Linked DNA regions of Homo sapiens: region 2 is linked to region 1. Evidence: read pairs that join two places in POLR2A ChIA-PET (ENCODE). Cell type or tissue: OCI-LY7. All regions are shown on one strand.

What was found. Peaks named below come from ENCODE experiments on the same cell type or tissue, not always from the same donor. Only the 100,000 strongest peaks of a DNase experiment are listed, where the experiment ranks them.
Region 2: POLR2A ChIA-PET joins it to region 1 with 6 read pairs; 1 of 35 experiments calls an interaction of 5 or more read pairs at or near these places.

What each region holds. Positions count from the first base shown.
Region 1 is chr1:157,781,648-157,785,647 of GRCh38, forward strand. No RefSeq gene overlaps it. Among named protein-coding and RNA genes, the nearest start is that of FCRL2, 6.5 kb to the left of the region's middle. In OCI-LY7, no CTCF peak of the experiment used is centred here; DNase peaks (open chromatin) are centred at 1,504, 2,324, 3,344 and 3,804; H3K4me3 peaks cover 1,841 bases; H3K27ac peaks cover 3,939 bases.
Region 2 is chr1:157,651,260-157,655,259 of GRCh38, forward strand. It overlaps LOC105371457 (a long non-coding RNA gene), which reads right to left. Exons shown (of 3, transcript XR_922184.3): 2 at 2,920-3,015; 3 at 925-1,952. Among named protein-coding and RNA genes, the nearest start is that of FCRL3-AS1, 42 kb to the right of the region's middle. In OCI-LY7, no CTCF peak of the experiment used is centred here; DNase peaks (open chromatin) are centred at 1,782 and 2,082; H3K4me3 peaks cover 725 bases; H3K27ac peaks cover 2,069 bases.

The DNA.
Region 1 (4,000 bases):
ATGCCCCTGCTTGATGGGCAATACACTTGGCACTAGACATACCCAGATAAAAAGATATGGTCCCTGCCCTGATGGAAATTGCATTCTAGCATCAGAAGACTAATAGAAAAGAGTAAACATACTTGTGTCCCACTGCTGTGGTGGAGCTCTGTACAGCATGTGAATGGACACAGTGGAGATTAAGGAGTAAAGGCTTCCAGAAGAAATGAATATTGAGAGATAGGTAGGTTTCAATCAAGCAAATAAGACTTAGGAAGATGGAGAAGTTCCAGGCCTAGAAAGCATCAGGAGCATGGTAAGAGGTCAGGGACCCATTCGGGCTGCTCAGGTATCCACAGGCACTTTAGAATGGCAGATCCAAAGGTATGAGGAAGAGCATCACAAGAGGTAAGGCCCAAAAGTGGGAAGGTGGGAAAATCTTTATATTTTCATAGGGTGGAGGAGACACCCACTCCATTCCCAGGAAAGAACACCACTAGATAAAACTCTTTTGGTCCTTTTACCATTGTCCTTTTATTCCTACTATTTGTTCCTCTGCATGGGAGAAGAGGCTCATCTGATTGGTGAGTTGGGTTGAAGATGTCAGCTCATGACCTTGTTCTCTCTCTTCACTTGTCCTCAAACAGAAAGTAATCTCTTCCTGCTTATTTTCTTATGTGTAATTATCTCAATGAGTTATCACAGAAGCCAGGGTCCTCTGCTGGCTAAACACAACTCTCCTAACAGTAAGTCCCAAAGCCTATTGATAGAAAAGTAGAGAAAATCTCCATTTGGCTGAAATATAAGTCACATGATCTAGTCTAGTATGGTCATTATTAAAGCTGATATTTTGTCTCCAATCTGACTTTGTCAACTTAGTTCCAAACCTGGAGAAGAGACATAAGGTGAGTAGCACCCATAAACCCTAAATATTTCAAGACTAATGGTGGCATTTCAACCATGATCAGAACATGATCATTTTGAATTTGGACAGCAGGGTGTATGTGGACTAGAAGGAATAAAGCTAGAGATAAATAGAAGAGCTGTATGGCCACTGATACAGTCCAGGATAGAAAAGATGAAGGCTTGAACTAAGGTGGTTCTGATGAAGAGGAGGAGATAAATTTTGCCAGAGTCAAAATCTGCAGAGCTTCATGACTGATTAGGTGTGGGGTGTAAGAGTGGAGCCAGAATCCAGAAAGATACCTAGGTTCCTGGACTTTGTTTTTACTAAGTTACAAATCTGCTTTAATTTTATTTACGGCAGCCTGCTCTGCTTCTCTGGATTGAAGTCTTATTTTTTTCCCTCATAATCCTTTATCCCCAAGATTCTTCTTAGAAGGTATCCCATACTTCCTGTAACCAAGCTCATTGCAATCTCATTATATAAATTTTTCAGGGTTCTCCCAGATGAGCCGCTTCCTCATATTTTGTCTCAGCTTTAGCCTCCTTTCTTCTTTCTTCTCTCTTTAACCATCTCACTCAAATTTAGCATTGTCATTTCCTCAATGCCATAGTGGCAGATTTGTCTGTGTCTTACAGGAAGCTTACATGCCTTGTGACAAGAAACCACCATTATTGACCTGTCCAGGAAAACTAGTCATAAGAAAGTATATGGCAAAGCTATCAATGGCCCACTGGTGAAGGAACCCAGAGCTGAGACAAGGATAAGGCAAAGGGTGGGATCAGTTCTAGAGCTAACTTCTAACAATTTCAGTGTTTGTGCATAACTAAAAATAGAATTTTCTTCCAGTGTTTCTCAATTAATTAAATTTTTCACTTTTATCTGGCATCAGATACATAGGAAACTATAAAGAAAAAAAGTTTAAAGATATAATTGTGGTATTGGTGGACACACTATTGGGAGAATGAAAAAGGTTTTGGTTGCAAGGGAAAGATGATTATAGAATAACAGAACTCCACAAATACAGAGAAAATTAAGGGTCATCAATATTATCAGAAAGCCTGTGACTCCAGCCAATTGGATCAATTACTTATAATGGAAGACATGATCCAAGATAGCAAACTAAGCACTGGTATTTAAATTTTCTTACTTTCAAAATCCCCTTAGATGATGAAAAAATTTAAAAATCAAAATAAAATCCACCACCACTTGGAAAACAAGAAGTGGGGAATACTAGTTCTGGCAGGTTTGGTTAGACTAAAACACCTGAAAATTCTCCCACTTTAAATTCTCCCACTTAAATGCTTATAAGTGATGAATAAATATTACATAATTTTTAAATACATAACTATATATGTAAGAAAGGAGAGAAATCCCCCCATTGTAGATAAATGATGAAGTGAAAGCAGAGTGTTAAACATGTAAATTGGCATTACTGATCCCCTGGGAGGTGTAACGGAGGAAATTAAACAGTAGCTATGTATTTTTTTTTTTTTAGATGGAGGCTTGCTCTGTCCCCCAGGCTGGAGTGCAGTGGGGCGATCTCAGCTCACTGCAACCTCTGCCTCCCAGGTTCAAGATATTCTCTTGCCTCAGCCTCACAAGTAGCTGGGATTACAGGCGCCCGCCTCCACGCCTGGCTAATTTTTGTATTTTAGTACAGACGGGGTTTCATCATGTTGGCCAGGCTTGTCTTGAACCCCTGACCCCAAATGATCCACCAGCCTCGGCCTCCCAAAGTGCTGGGATTACAGGTGTGAATCACCATGCCCGGCCAATACTAGATACTTTTTATGGGCTTAGTGTTTAAAGTCCATGTGGAACTAGGAAACAAAACCTTAAGGCTTCAAAAGGAAGAAACTTGAAACTAAAACACCTGCATACAGTGTAGACCCTCAAAAACTACCTTTTAATAAATGAATGGTGGGTGGGGGAAAAAATCCACCCATTAGCACAGACAGATGATAAGCAAGTTTGTCTTTGTATGAGTTCTGGGAAAAACATAAAATTTCCCCTGAAATAACTAAAGCCCAGGACCATGCCACATTAATGTGTGTGCTCTGGGAAAGCCCAAATAAGGAATTATCATAAAAATTGTTCCTAGGCCAATGAAATTTCCAGGGCTTAGCAGAAACAAATGCAAAATGGATTTTGAAGGATGCAGCAGAAGCCCAGGCCACAGTGACATCAGCAAGATGGCAATCTAAAAGATGTTAGCCTTCATCCTCCCCCTCACACAAAAAAAATAGTTATCTATGAATGATAATAGCCTTAAGAGAGTTCTAGGGTCCATTTAAGAATTTACAGCCACACATTAGATTAAAAAAAAGAAGAAGAAGAAGAACGACTACACAGAAATAATTTCTGGGGAGAATGGCGTACCTAAGACATCTGGAGATGGCTAGAAACAAAGAAGGGCAGGGGCTATTCAGATCAGCCAGGCAGCAGGTGTTATTCACAGTCCCCAGTGGCCTGCTCTGCAGAAAACATGGGCATCTTTCACCACTAAGGCAATCAAGAGCCATCCCTGCTGCAGACTCCCAAGAAGGAGATGCTGCTGCATGCCACCTTGCACACCATTATCAATGCAGCAATGAGGATGCCTGTGCCCTGAGCACACCACGCCAGACTCAAGCCATGGTTCCTCCACATGTGACCATGTTTCAGACCCCAACTCTCTGCCTTTTTTCCATGGACACTATAATCAGACACTGGTGCCACTACCACTGCAAGCATGCCCTCAAGCTGAACCTGGCATAAAAGGAGAGCCTCTTGGCCATGACTTCCCAAGTGGAACAAAAAGAGATTGGAAGGACCACAATAGCCTTCACCACTGAAGATCCTAACAGCTCTCACTATTGCTGAGGACACCCACAGCCTTGGCCACTGAGAACATCTGCAATCTTTGTCAACACCAATCTCAGCTGACAGAGCTGCATGCAGACTAAACTTCTGCATCCTCACTGGAGCTAGAACTTCTGCATTCCTTCACTCTCAGCTGGTACCTTTAGTCCTATCTCAAGGGGACGATTTTTCTCTGCTAAAATCAGTCTATAAAGTCTAGAAGAGATCAATCCATCAATGTGCAGACATCAAAGAAAGGCAGCAAGAAAAAAA
Region 2 (4,000 bases), 130 kb before region 1:
TCTTTTAGGATACAGCATCAAGTTTGCCTAGACCTTACTAAAAACTTAATACTTAACATGGGACATCAAGTGACCACGCAATCTGCAATTCGAACTGCTCATCATGAGTGGGGTTTTATGTAGCCACAAGATTGTACATGCACAGCAGCAATACATCTATATATATATGATGTATATATGACTGGGTTTAACAAGGCATAAGTAAGTTGTATGAGCAGGTGGCTCAGACTGCTAAGGTACCAACTTTTACTGCATTCCCTCCTCTCCTGCAGTTCACATCTATAGCCTCATGTGGAACTCCTTTTAACTAGATAACTACAGAAGGAAAACCAGGGCTTGCTTCACAGATGATTTAGTAAAATATGTTAGCAAAACTGGAAGTGGACTGTTGTATTACTGCAACCACAATTAGTATTGTTCTTGAAAGAAAGTGATGAAGGAAATCCTTCAAAGGGGGCAGAACTTAAAGTAGTAGCAGTAGTAATGGTCATCTACTCAGTCTGGCTTGAAACTACATTAATCCTGATTGATTCAGCCTTATAGTTGAGGTTCACTGAGCTCCCCTCCTTGGGCTAGGAAGTCTGGCTTTTTGGCTAAGGAGATAGAAACAGCCCTGGGAAAGAGAGACAGTTACAACTTTCAGAGCAGAGGTACTCAGAGGACTGGGTCAGAAACAGGCTGAAAGTTCTCCGCTCCAGCAAACAGGACATGTAGCAGAACACTCATTGCCTTCCCTCTACTGAGGGTGTGATAAACCTTAAATACTAGAGGAGAAGACCCATGCTCTACAAGTCAGCAATTAGGTAAATTAGACAATTTCAGAAAGTGGCAAATTATTTAAAAGAAACAAAATAGAAGTCAACATACGTGGGCAGAAAATATGAAACAACCAATGAAATAACTAGTATTTGAGTGGCTAGCAAATTTCAGACCTAGATCCAATCTCTTTACTTGTTTAATTCATTCAATCCTCACAAAAATCTTAAAAGATGGATATCATTGTTCCCATTTTACAGATGAGGAAACTGACGCATAGGGAGGTTGAGCAGTTTGTCCAAGGACACAGAGGGCAGGTAGAGGAGTCTGTCTGATTGCAGGGTCGAGGTAGTTCCAAGGATCCCAACAACCTCCCACTTTCTGATTCCAGCTTGTTTATGACCTTCCTGCTTAGAATTCTGACAGCTATCCATTTTCCTTTACCATAAATTACCGTTTTTACTTAAGGTTGCATAAGTGGGTCCATGTTCCCTGCTACCAAAAGAGTCCTATCAGTATTTATAAATAAAAGAGTAATTTCCACTTTCAGTAGACTTAAACCTGCATGGAGAGGAAGGCTCTTCTCTTTTCCTTATTAGCATTGGACGCCTTTCTTTCCAACAGGTCCTGAGGGACAAAAGGAGATTGTATGAAGAAATATTTGAAGGATCCGGTGGACCTGAAGCTGAAACTAAATGGCAGGGTTGGATATTGAAAGCAGATAATGATTATAATGGTATTACTTTATTCTAGGCATGGAACACGGATTTATCTGTAAAATTCCTTTTGTGCATATTTGTTTTCAGGGTCCATCTCAATGGAGTTATATCAACTACTGCACCCTGAGAAGATTTATAACATGGAATTTGGTCCATCAACAACCACTTACAAAATCTGCCTTTCCCTTTGAAGATCTCTTCTGTCTCCCTCATTGGCATTTCTCAGCAGATACGTTTATTTTGTAAGGCAGGACCTGCTCGCATAAAATGGAAAGCAGGTGACCGGAGTGGAGATGAGTGTAACCACTGCGCTTCCTTGGCCTGAGATGATAGAAGACCAAACTCTGGCAGCTGTTAGAGAGAAAGGGCTTAGATAGATATTGATGAGTCTCCTGTGCACTGGTCAGAGAGTCAGTCTTGCCCGGTGGTCATGAAGAAGGTACAGAAGTCACAGATTATTTTTTCTTCCTCATGGAGCTGCCAAAAAGGAGACACCAGAGATTAGCATAGAACTGTTAATTTTTCAATCTTTTCAGTTTGTAACCTTTGGAGAACTTTCTCAAGAACCCACTAACCACTACTTCCTCTTTTTGTGACTACTTCTCTCTGTTCTTTTTTGACTCCACATGGTGTATGTAAAGCAGCCCTATCCTAGCAGAAGGGCTGAAGAAACAGTAGCTGCTAAAGAATAATCACAGTAATTGCCCATGGACAGGAAAGAGGGTAAAGGTCCATTTTAAGAGTAGTTTGTGTAGATAGGTTCACTCAACGAATCCAAGGAAGGGAGAGATAAGAATTTATAATTGTCAGGAAGAGAAGAATTTGTAAATATGATTTTACCACAAAAAGCAGAGTAAACAGAGGAAACTGAAGCATCAAGGGAACCTGTAAGAGGCTCCTACATTGTCAGTTATATTCTTATTTATTTATTTATTTATTTATTTATTTATTTATTTATTTTTTAGTAGAGTTGGGGTTTTGCCATGTTGCCCAGGCTGCTCTTGAAATTCTGGGCTCAAGCAATCTACTGGCCTCAGCTTCCCAAAGTGCTGGGTTTATAGGCGTGAGCCACCATGCCCGGCCTTTTGTCAGTTATATTTTTGACACACATGTCTCTTCATTCATCAGCAAGGCACTGTTTTTGTCTTGGATATTAAGAGTTTTCTCCTGTAAGTGTGTAGCACAGAAAATAATTAATACTTTAATCTATATGCCACCATATTCACTTTTGCAAAAAATGAAGCTGCTCTATAGACTGGGTGGCCCAAGGGTTATAGTTCTCTTGAACGGTAACCCTCAGTCCATGATTCTGAAATGGTCTTTTTCTGTTAGCAATTCCTATTTCTAATTCTTTCTCTCCTGGACCTAATTTTATGAGGTTTTGACCATCAAAACACCACACTTTAGAGAACACAATTGGAGAAGTGACTTGTCTCCACATTACCTGTGATAATTTCTTCTCTTAATCTCAAACTCAGATGAAGTCTTGGTTCCATATTTAGAGAAGTTTCAGTAGAAGTCCTCATGTCTTAACCTATGGCTAAGCAAGATATCTTGGTAAATTAGCACATGTTCATAATCTATTAAATAACCTTGGTAGGTTAAAGATACCATAAACAAAAGTAAAAGGCAAAAGACATACCATAGATATCTATATCACACATAATTAATTAAAGATTACTATCCTTAGTTCATTAAAAAACTCACATAATTTGTTAGGAAAAGAGTATCTTAACTTGTTGAAAATGTGAAAAATTTTTATCCTAAATGGACTATTGATTAAAAAAAGAACACTCCCTGAAACACATAAGATTATATTCTACTTCACTAATAGTCAAGTAAATTAAAATTTAAACAATAAAATGTAATTTCTGTTATCATTTTTGCAAAAACAATAAAGAAAGTACAGCACCCAGTGTTGGAACTCATAAATGATTTCCTGCTGGTGCCATACAATGTAAAAACTTTCTGGATTATGAGATGCAAAGTTCCGTATACTACTTTTCACAATAAAAGTTTATTCTGAGGAAGAGAGGAAAAGATTTCATCTCAAAGTTTTTACAAAAGCAAAAAAACAAAAATATACAGAAGAATGGTAAATTAGGGTACGTATATAGATGCAGTATTATAAAGCTATTAAACTCGCGTCTTAGAAGAATATTTTTAAAGCATGAAAAGTGTTCAAATATGTAAAATAAGCATTTAATACAATTGCAGTCCAAGTACGTAAAATGCATATACACACATATGTAGATACATCCTGAATAATGCAGACCTTACTGACCAATGAGTATAAATATGTCCATTCATAGTTAAGCTAGAATTTCACTTCTGGAATAATATTGTAAATTCCCTTCAGACAAGCCATCTAACTGGTAACAATCAGACAAGCCATCCAACTGGTAACAATTATATGTTACATAAAATACAGAAAATGACTACCTGAGAATTCTGAAGAGTAAAAGAGCAGCCAGGGTGTAGTGGGGAAATGAAATTTGGAGAAGTGACTGGCATAGCAGTTAGTT